Regions from separate parts of the Mus musculus genome. Here region 2 is linked to region 1. Evidence: chromatin loops called from intact Hi-C (ENCODE). Cell type or tissue: gastrocnemius. All regions are shown on one strand.

The links. Hi-C counts contacts between places; a loop is a spot of excess contacts. Peaks named below come from ENCODE experiments on the same cell type or tissue, not always from the same donor. Only the 100,000 strongest peaks of a DNase experiment are listed, where the experiment ranks them.
Region 2: a loop joins it to region 1, with 2.6 times the contacts of the local background. A loop is called at or near these places in 1 of 42 quality-filtered maps.

What each region holds. Positions count from the first base shown.
Region 1 is chr15:34,238,014-34,243,013 of GRCm38, forward strand. Laptm4b (lysosomal-associated protein transmembrane 4B) reads left to right here and starts at 13. Exons shown (of 7, transcript NM_033521.3): 1 at 13-409. The coding sequence starts at 311. In gastrocnemius, CTCF peaks have their summits at 32 and 2,889; DNase peaks (open chromatin) are centred at 80, 675 and 928; H3K4me3 peaks cover 1,965 bases; H3K27ac peaks cover 2,697 bases.
Region 2 is chr15:34,373,492-34,378,491 of GRCm38, forward strand. The region is part of intron 4 of Matn2 (matrilin 2); the gene reads left to right. Among named protein-coding and RNA genes, the nearest start is that of 9430069I07Rik, 18 kb to the left of the region's middle. In gastrocnemius, a CTCF peak has its summit at 1,985 (motif pointing left); a DNase peak (open chromatin) is centred at 2,353; H3K27ac peaks cover 606 bases.

The sequences.
Region 1 (5,000 bases):
GGGTCCAGCAAGGAAGCATTTATTTGGCGCAGCGCTCCCAGCGCCCGCAGCTGGCTGGAGCCGGTGGTGACATCACGAGCCCGGGCAGGCCACGTGACCCACGGCTTCTCCTCCCCCCTGCCTCCTAGCGTCGCCGCGGTCTTCGAGCCCAGTGTCCCGTCGCAGCGGCCACTCGGAGCTCTCGGTACAGTGCAGAGCCAAGGGTCGGGCGAGCGGTCCGAGGGTCGGGGCGGCCAAGGAGAGGGGCAGGAGCAGCGGACCCAAGACGAAGCGAGCGACGCTCTCACAAACTTCCACGAGCGCCGGAGCTATGAAGATGGTCGCTCCCTGGACTCGGTTCTACTCCCACAGCTGCTGTTTGTGCTGCCATGTCCGCACCGGCACCATCCTGCTGGGCGTCTGGTACCTGGTGAGCGCGCCCTGGCGTCGAGGGAGCCCCCGGGGTCCCCACGCGCGCCGCTCACCCCGCGCCACTAAGTCGCTTCTAGGTCGGCGTCGGTCTGGGGGCCGCCCGCGATCATCCGCCTAAAGTTGTATTATTAGAAAGTTAATTCTCGGGGAGAGCCGGGCTGCAGTGGCGGGGGCATGTGGGGCCGGGCGGGGGGGGGTGGGGCACCGGGCCCTGCGAGGTGCGGGCCGGGCATGTTCACCCCCGGGACGCACCACGGCTACACAGCGTTCGCCCTCGCGAGTTCGCGTCCGAGCAGAAACGGTTGGGAAATTCTTGTTCCTCTCGAGAGGATTTTCCTGCGTACGCCTGTTTAAAGCTCTTACACAGGGAAGGTACCCAAGTGTGCCTGTGTTCCAGTTGGCTTGGAGAAGCCATCTTAACAACCACTCAGGTTCCTGCCCGAGGACAGGTGATCCCTCTGAATAGGCACGGCGGGCAAATTTAGTTTTCTTTAAAAATGGCCTTCAGGTTGGCGCTCACATTTGTGTCAAGAACAAACATGTGATTCTCTGGGGCAGCGAGTTAGCTTGATGGATTCTTGCCCTGTGGCGCTGGCTGCCCTTGGTTGGTGGTTGGCAGCCTTGGACTGAGTCGGATTCCTCAATATTTTGGATTTTGTGACATCATTTTAGAGAGATCCGAGCTACTTGCTGCAGAACAACGAAATGTAGTTGAAAGTGGTAGTTAAGTGGCATATAAAACTTTTTAGTTAGAACATATTCTTAGCTCCCTTTGATAGTTTAAAAAGATATTCAGTATTGAATTGTAAACTGCCTTGTGCCATTTTAAACAATGCATTCCCCTTCCACGTGATGTTACAGTTCTATTTATAGTCTCAAGTTTTCTTTAGTTGGGTCCATTATGGCCGCATAATAGAATTTTTTAGTCTTAAAAGCTTTCCAACAGACCTTTGGTATATGTGGGTTCTGGCTGTTCAGTGTGAATGCAAATTGAACATTAATGTATTGGCTCAGCCCTGACTTTTCTTAAAGCCAAGGAATTTACAGGAATTTAAAACCATAGTTGGAGTGTGGAAAGTGGCCTCAGGAAGTGCTTTTATCGATGGCCAGTCAGGGCAGAAGGTGGGCTGCAAATGTCTGTGTCCTCCTTGGAAGTGTTCAGATCTGCAGGCTTGCAAGGGCTTCAGTGGATGCAGTTGGTAAAATCTAGGGCATTGCATTAGGCAAATGTACTACATGATCTACGGGAGATATAAATCTACTTTAGTCTTGTTGGCAGTCATCCAACCATGCTGTATTGGTGTGTCAAAAGCAGACTTCCCCCTCCGTAGGCTTCCTTTCCTGTAAGAGCCTGCCCTTTGTGAGGCATACGCTTCCAAGGAGACCAGAAAAGCTTAGGTACTCACCACATCTATATAGAAATCTTTTCTATTCCTATTGAAAATTTCTTGTTCACTAGTTGAGTTCCCTTATAGTTTTAAATACAAATCTGTTATCTAAGACCTTAATTTCCATTTAAAAAGGTCAACATGGTGAGGGCCTAAGGCCTAAGGAAAAATGAGGTACCTACCTACCTCTCCTTCCTACAAGCACCCCCCCCCCATCTTCTCACCCTGTCTCACCTGCCACGTGGTCATGTATAAAAAGAGTTTTCAGTGTAGACTGAGCCCCAACACAGCGTACTACATGATCTACGGGAGAGAAATACTTGAGCCCTGTAGTTGTCAGGTATCCAACCATGCTATATTGGTGTGTCAAAAGCAGACCGCTCCAAATGAAAATTTTGTGTTTCGTATCCCTGCTTACTGACTAGGGCTTACTAGTATTACCCTTTTACTAACTAACTAGGTCCTGCATGCTATGTACTGTGTTCAGTAAGCTAAATTTAATTTTCTAGGGATGAAATTAGAGGCTAAGAGCTTGTGGTTTATTTACAGTCCTTGGTTACAGCTCATGTGATAATCCGTATTTCTTTAAGCCTTTAAAAAGTTGTTGTTTTGCCTTGACTATCAAAGGTTTTCAGGAATAAAACATTGATTTGGCTACTAGAGTTTTCCCTCTAATAAATTCCATTCACATATGTGAGATCCACTTGTTACTTGTACAGTTCATTGACAATGACACCAACGTTACTAATCCATATCCCTAAGAAGGTCTGAAACCTCACAGGATTTTCTCTGTCTCTTCCTGGTCCTAGTCAGTGTGTTGGGGTAGGGGCGTAGGCCACTCTACAGACAGGGTCTTATGGTGTGCACCTGAGTTCTCTTCTTGTTCCTTTCATTTAGAAGGCATGATTTTTTACTTTCCTAGTGTTGGAATCTGTAATTGGCTTATGTTTGACTGCTTAACATATCTTAGTCTGTGAATAGACCACATCTTTGTTGTGCATGGAGCTGTTTTAGTTTGGGGCTATTATATGTATATTCAACTCTTCTGAACATTCTTAAGCAATGTTGCTAGACATACGTTTGTATTTCCATTGGGTGGAGCTGTTGCTCATTGGGTGAGGTATGTTTGGCTTACCCAGTGCTAGCCAGTTTTCCAATCTGGTTAGTTCTACCAGTTTGTTTTATTTACTACTAGTGTATGAAGTGCTGATGGTCTCATGGGCCACGGTGTTTGGTGCTGTCAGTCTTAGATTTTAGCATTCCAAGTGGCATGTAGTGCTACACTGCTTTAATTTGCAGGTCCCTCATGAAGAGTGATGTGGAAGAGTTTGACTTTGTTTATGAATCAATTGCATGTCATATAATTTTTATTGGGCTGTCTCATTAATTTGTAGAAACTATTTATGTACTTAGATACCAATTTTTTTTGTTAAATATGTACATGTGACTATAATGTCCCAGACTGTACCTTGTACAAGGTCTTTCTATGTAGTCACAGCTGTCCTGGAACTTGCTTTGTAGACCAGGCTGGCCTCAAACTCACAAGAGATTTGCTGTGTGCCTCTAGTGCTGATGAGATTAAAGACTATGTGCAGCCTGTATGCTCCCTCCCTCCCTCCCTCCCTCCCTGTTCCCTCCCTCCCTCCTTCCTCCCTCCTTCCTTCCCTCCTTCCTCCCTCCTTCCTTCCCTCCTTCCTCCCTCCCTTCCTTCCCTCCTTCCCTTTTTCCCTTTTTTTCCTTCCTTCCTTCCTTCCTTCCTTCCTTCCTTCCTTCCTTCCTTCCTTCCTTCCAGACAGGATTTTTTTGTGTAGCAGCCCTGGCTGTCCTGAAACTCACTTTTTAGACTAGGCTGGACTCATAACTCAGATTCACTCACCTTTGCCTCTAAAGTGCTGGGATTAAATGTGTGTACCACCATGCCAGGCCTCATTTTCTTAATGAGACATTTTGGTGATTAGGAGCTCAAAAGTTCAATTTGTGAAGCTTTTTCTTTAAAAGTTAATACTTTCTGTATCCTATGAAATCAAAGGGTATAAAGATTTTTTTTCCCCTTGAAGCTCTGTGGTTTTAGCTTTTCTGTGAGATAGGAGCTGACATCCATTTTTTTTTTTTTCAAAAAGACCCTTTAAGCTGAGTATGGGAGCACATGCCTGTGCTCTTGGCACTCAGGAGACTGAATCAGGAGGATAGCTGTGAGTTTACAATAGCCTATTAAAATTAAAACCTCGAGAAAGAGAGAAATGTGTAGTTGATTGACTGCTGTGTGTTCTGGAATTTTCTCTCTCTCCATTACAGTAGAATAATTGGTCCCCTGTATTCAAGGGTTTGGGGATGTATCTGTAATAAATGTATGCAATCCATCATTAATTAAATAATACAGTATAATTATGTGTCATTTTACATAGTATTATTAGTTATAAGTAAGCGAAACATGAGTTCTAAAAGAAGATATGCTAGGTTCTAGGCAAATGTTGAGCCATTGTATGTAAGTCTTAAGCATCGAAGGGTTCTGCTACACTCCCCACTGCCCAGGTTTTCCCATACTCGAATATCAGGCCATCCATTTAGACTTTCCAGCTCAATGCCTCTGATTTTACTTTAAAAAAAATTATGTGTATGAATGTCCATCAGCGTGTGTGTATGTGCATACAGTTCTCAGAGGTCGAAAGAGGGTCACAGTTACAGGTCCTCTGGCACTTGGATAGCTGTGATCTATGGTGGGTCCGGGGAACCAAATCCTAGTTTTTTCCAAGAGCACTAAGTGTTTTTAAGTGTTGAGCCATCTTTCCAGTCCTGTCTACTTCTGACACCTTAATCTCTTTATTACAGCTCTGCATCTTGTTGACTTTTCTGTTTGGGTCTCTTGCCCATCATTTCTCTTTCTGAGAATGCTCTGATTAGCTCTCACTTTACTACTGAAATATGACTGATCTGTCTTAAACATTTAGCATCTCTTCACCCCCTTCTCTTCCAGATATCCTTCTTAAAAAGACTTTTTTTATTTATGTGTGTTTATCTGTGCCATGTGTGCAGAAATCCCTGGAAGCCAGAAGAGAGTCCCTGAAGCTAGAAATATAGGCTGTTGTGAGCTCCCAGTGTGGGTGCTGAGGACCTGCTCAGATCCATCCACTGGAAGAGCAGGAAGTCGTCGCTTCCGCCCTGGATGTACTTGTTTGTTTGTTTGTTTGTTTTTAAAAGATT
Region 2 (5,000 bases), 140 kb after region 1:
CTGTAAGTAAGTGAATTTCATGGTTAGTGTGGTGGAATGGGGAATGGAAAGGGGAGCTCTGCCCTGCTCTGCCCTGCCCTGCCCTGCCCTGCCCTGCCCTGCCCTGCCCTACCCTGTCCTTCTCCTTTCCTTTCCTCTTCCTTCCTTTCTTTTTCTTTCATTTTTCCCCTTCTCTTTTTTTCCCCCTCTCCTTTTCTCGATGCCAATAGAATCTCTCATTGGGTCCTGGAGCTTACCAGACAAGCTAGGCTGGCTCATCTATCTCTGTCTCCCCAGTGCTGGGGTTACAAGCACCTGTGTCTGACTTTTTATATTGCCTTGGGATTGAACTCAGGTCCTCATGCTTGCCCGACAGGCACTTTACTATCTGAGCATCTTCCAGTTCTAACATCAGTGTTTTTTGAAAGGACTCCAGAATGTCTAATAGACAGGGCCACACAGTTATTCCTTGCACTTTGCAGAGTCCTGGCCTGTCTAGAAAATAATCAGCATTTCCTCATTTGCTCTGTCTGTTCTAAGTCGTCTGGTACAAAAATAAAACCACATAGTATCTCAAGTACCTTGTTCATTTGTTTTGAAATGATACTTTTAAGACAGTACACGAACCGGGCAGTGGTGGCGCACGCCTTTAATCCCAGCACTGGGGAGGCAGAGGCAGGCAGATTTCTGAGTTTGAGGCCAGCCTGGTCTACAGAGTGAGTTCCAGGACAGCCAGGACTACACAGAGAAACTCGGAAGGAAGGAAGGAAGGAAGGAAGGAAGGAAGGAAGGAAGGAAGGAAGGAAGGAAGAAAGGAAGAAAGGAAGGAAGGAAGGAAGGAAGAAAGGAAGGAAGGAAGGAAGGAAGGAAGGAAGGAAGAAAGAAAGAAAGAAAGAAAGAAAGAAAGAAAGAAAGAAAGAAAGAAAGAAAGAAGGAAAGAAAGAAGAAAAGACAATACACGAAAATACACGAATTTTCTCTTGTTATTACAAAAGCTTTCTCAGAATTTTGAAGCCAGGCAACTGTTAGTAAATGACTAACGAAAAGCCCTTATACCCACCTCTTCTTGCTCTTCCTGGTTAGTACATCTGTGTGAAGGCTGTGTGGGAGTGGGAGGGGAGTTGGGGGAGGGTGTCTAGTGACCCTAACGGAGCCAGGCAATACTTGGAGCAGAGACACAAGCTCTTGCCTCCTGCAGAGATGGCTAGAAGCAACTGTTGCCATGAGCTGGGCCCGTATTTTCTCAGCAGCAAGACTTTGTGCTGGCTACCTGCGAAGGGACTCTAAGTCCCTTCGCAGGTAGCCAGCACAAAGGATGACCCAGTGACTGCATCACCATATAAACACATGCACCATTAACATCATGATGCATGCTGGGGAGGGAGCAAGCAGGGTCTGCGCTGGAGTGCACAGCCAGCCAGTGTGTGAGGCCAAAACTCCTCATAGCACCAGGCAAACTGGCTGTCACCCTCCAGGCACACTGAAGCCTGGGACTGAGGGCCCTAATACTGTTCTCATACAAGTCAATGGTTTTCATTGAGCTATGCTGGAAGTCTGCTAAGGTCCCCAGAGCTGAGAATACCTGTGACAGATGCTGTCAGTCACACGAGAATACAAAGCACAGTTTGGATGGAGTCTCCCCTGTTGAACAGAGTTCAGATTCGGCAGCCTACTAGAGGGCTCTCAGCATCTGGTGTTAGCAATCCTTCCCAAGCTCTCCTGCCCCGTTCCATGGAATTCCCAGAGTAAACTCCAAATGCCAAGCCTCTCCTGGTCTCCTGCATATCAGCATGTCCCCTCCGTCTCCATTCTCCTGCTTAGACCTGAGCAGTTTAATATGTGAGAGTGTAAATCTTAAGTTTTTTTGTAAGGGCTCCAGCTCAAGCTGCAGAGAGATGGCTCCATGGAAAAGAACACTGGCTCTCTTCCAGAGCATTTGGGTTTGACTTCCAACACCCATATGACAGCTCACAACTTTTCTAACTCCAGTTCTAGGGGATATGATGCCTTCTTTTGGCCTGCTTGGGAACTACATTCATGGATGTGGTGCACAGTCGTTTGTACACGCAGGCAAGCACCCATACACATAAAAATAAAAAGTTTTTTAAAAAGTGCCCAGTTTATTTAATAGAGATCCGTTTTTATCATTTTGTCAATTTAATGTTTATCTGAAAGCACAATACAAAATTCAAAGGCCAAGTACTTATTTATGTATGTTTTTGTGTATGTGCACATGTGTGTGTATGCACATGTGTACATGTCTGTGGAGGTCAGAGGACAGCCTCAGCTGTTGTTGCTCAGGCACCAGGCACCTTTTGCTTGAGGGTCTGCCTATGTCTTTGCCAAGGGTGTGAGGCAAGCTAGCAGGGAGTGCCAGCGATTCTGTTCCGCCTCCCATCTCACTGCCAGGATTATAAGTGCCTGCTACCAACTTTATATGCCCCAGTACAGGGGAACGCCAGGGCCAAAAAAAAAAATGGGAATGGGTGGGTAGGGAAGTGGGGGGGAGGGTATGGGGGACTTTTGGGGTAGCATTGGAAATGTAATTGAGGAAAATATGTAATAAAAAAAAAAGAAAAAAGAAAAAAATAAGTGCCTGCTACCATGCTTGGCTATTTATGTGGGTTCTGGGGATCAAACTCAGGTCCTCATGTTGCCAAGACAGTAACTTTGCAGACTGAGCCATCATGCCCAGGAAGGGACAATTAGAGAACCTGCATTGTACAAAGTAAATGAGACAAATGCAGACCCGTGGATGTTCATGGTGCTAAGAATATGTGACAGTAGAGGGCTTATCCCTAGAAAAGGGGCTTATGGCTCAGCAGTTCAGAGCACTTCCAGAGGGTCCTGAGTTCAGTTCCCAGCAACCACATGGTGGCTCATAACCATCAGTAATTGGATCTGATGCCCTCTTCTGGGGTGTCTGAAGACAGCTACAGTGTACTCATATAAATAAAATAAATTTTAAAAAGATTTTAAAGGCAGGGGGCTTTATGACACCCCCTCTGAGGCCAAGGGGAAATCACAGAATGGGGAGCAGAAAGAATGTAAGAGCGGGAATATGGGAGAAGGACCACAGAATGCACTCTCCAGGACATAGCAGCCATTGAAATCACGCTGTTCCAGCAGCCCTGGCCGCCTGCACTGGGCCTTCACAAGACTGGCCATAGTTAATCATAGATCCATAGGAACTTATGGGCCCGACTCTTCCTTGCTGAGCTATTGCCTACAGATGGATTCCTGGGGAAGGACAGTCATTATCTTTAGTTGTATACCCATTGGTAACTCCATCCCCCAGGATGTACTGGATAGTCCTAAACTCAAGGTTTCACAGAAAGCCCAGGGTAAACTCAGTGGGTCACAGGATGAAATGACATGAATATGGGGAAGAGACTGGTAGGGAGAAAGAAGAGCGAGAGAACCAGAAAAGTATTACTTGTACAAAATTGTCAAAAACTAATTTAATAAGGGATATTTTAGTAACAAGGAAGGATGATGAGGCTGGAGAGGTGGCCCAACCACAAAGAGCATCCTGCGGAGGACCTCAGTTCAGTTCCATGTCAGGTGGCTCACAACAGCCTGTGTCACCAGCCCCAGAGGATCTGACCCCGTGCTCCCTCTGTAGGCAGCTATGCTGGTGAGCACATACAAACACACAGTTAAAGATAAACTCAATCTTTGTTTCAGTGGTACAGACTCTTTTTTTCCTTTTAAGTATAAAGATTAGAGTCAGCAGCTGACAGTTTTCTGGGTAACTGAGTTTTCATCACCCTTGATGTAGTGATGCTTTTTAACCAAAGGAATATCTCTTTAATTCATTCAGTCCCCTTTATGCTCTCTGGCTTTTGCTGATTTTAATGGCAGGATTGTAACTAGAGTGTCATTTCTGTCATTTCATGGCATCCAAGGAGTCTCCTTGCCAGAAAACAGCATCATCTTGTCTGCCCACCTGTGCCAAGGAGAGGCTGACTCACTGATGGGTTGAAGGTGCCTTTAACCTCTTCTTCCTCTAACGTATTCCTAAGCCCATGGCTGAGGAGAACCCCCATACACATGTTCCCATACTGCGTGTGAATGACCAGCTGCTCAGCACTTTGTGGATATGTGATGACTAACTCAAGCCAGACTGTCAATAGTCACTCCTCTGTCACTCCCTGTAATTTGGCTCGTCACTCATGGCATCTGGTGTCGATTGTGCAGGTGGACAAGCAGAGCACATACAAAGTTTTCCTAGAACCTTTCCTATAGTCAGATGGGAAGAGGAAAGGATGATGGAAATCTAAAGATCGGTGTTGTGCTTGGACTTGCCACGGGTCTATGTCAGTGTTCTGTTGCCATGAAGAAACACAATGGGCATGCCAACTCTTAAAAGGAAAATATTTAACTGAGGCTAGCTTACACTTACAGTCCATTATTGTCCTGGTAGGATGCACTGTGGTATGTAAGGGGACAAGGTTCTGGAAAGGTAGCTGAGAGTTCTACATCTTGATTGGTAGGCAGCAGAAGGACAGAGTACTTGGGCTTAGCTTGAGCATTTGAAACCCCAAAGCCCTTCCCAAGTGACACACTTTCTCTAATAAGGCCACACCTACTCCAACAAGACAACACCTGCTATAATAGTGCCACTCCTTGGTGAGAGCCTGTGGGGTCCATTCCTACTCAAACCACCATACCATGTTTCCAGCAGACTGTTAAGTCCGTACCTTACTTGGCTGCCTTATCTGCACAGTGTCAAAAGCAGCTCAAAACTAAGTCATCCCGGCATGTGTTGGTGAAGCTATGCATGCCAGAGATTAGGAATGGTACTTTCTGGGAGCAATTGAACCTCTTGCGCTCAGCTCGACTCATATGAGCCCTCAAAATATGTTCAGAGCGGTTTTCATTACCACAGGAAAAGACAAATATTAATTAAAATTATTCAGTTTCCATATAATTCCAACTTTGAAAATGTTTTTAATATATGCTAAAATGCACAAAATGTCACCAGTGTTTTTTCTGGGTAGTAGACTGCAGGTGGAGTT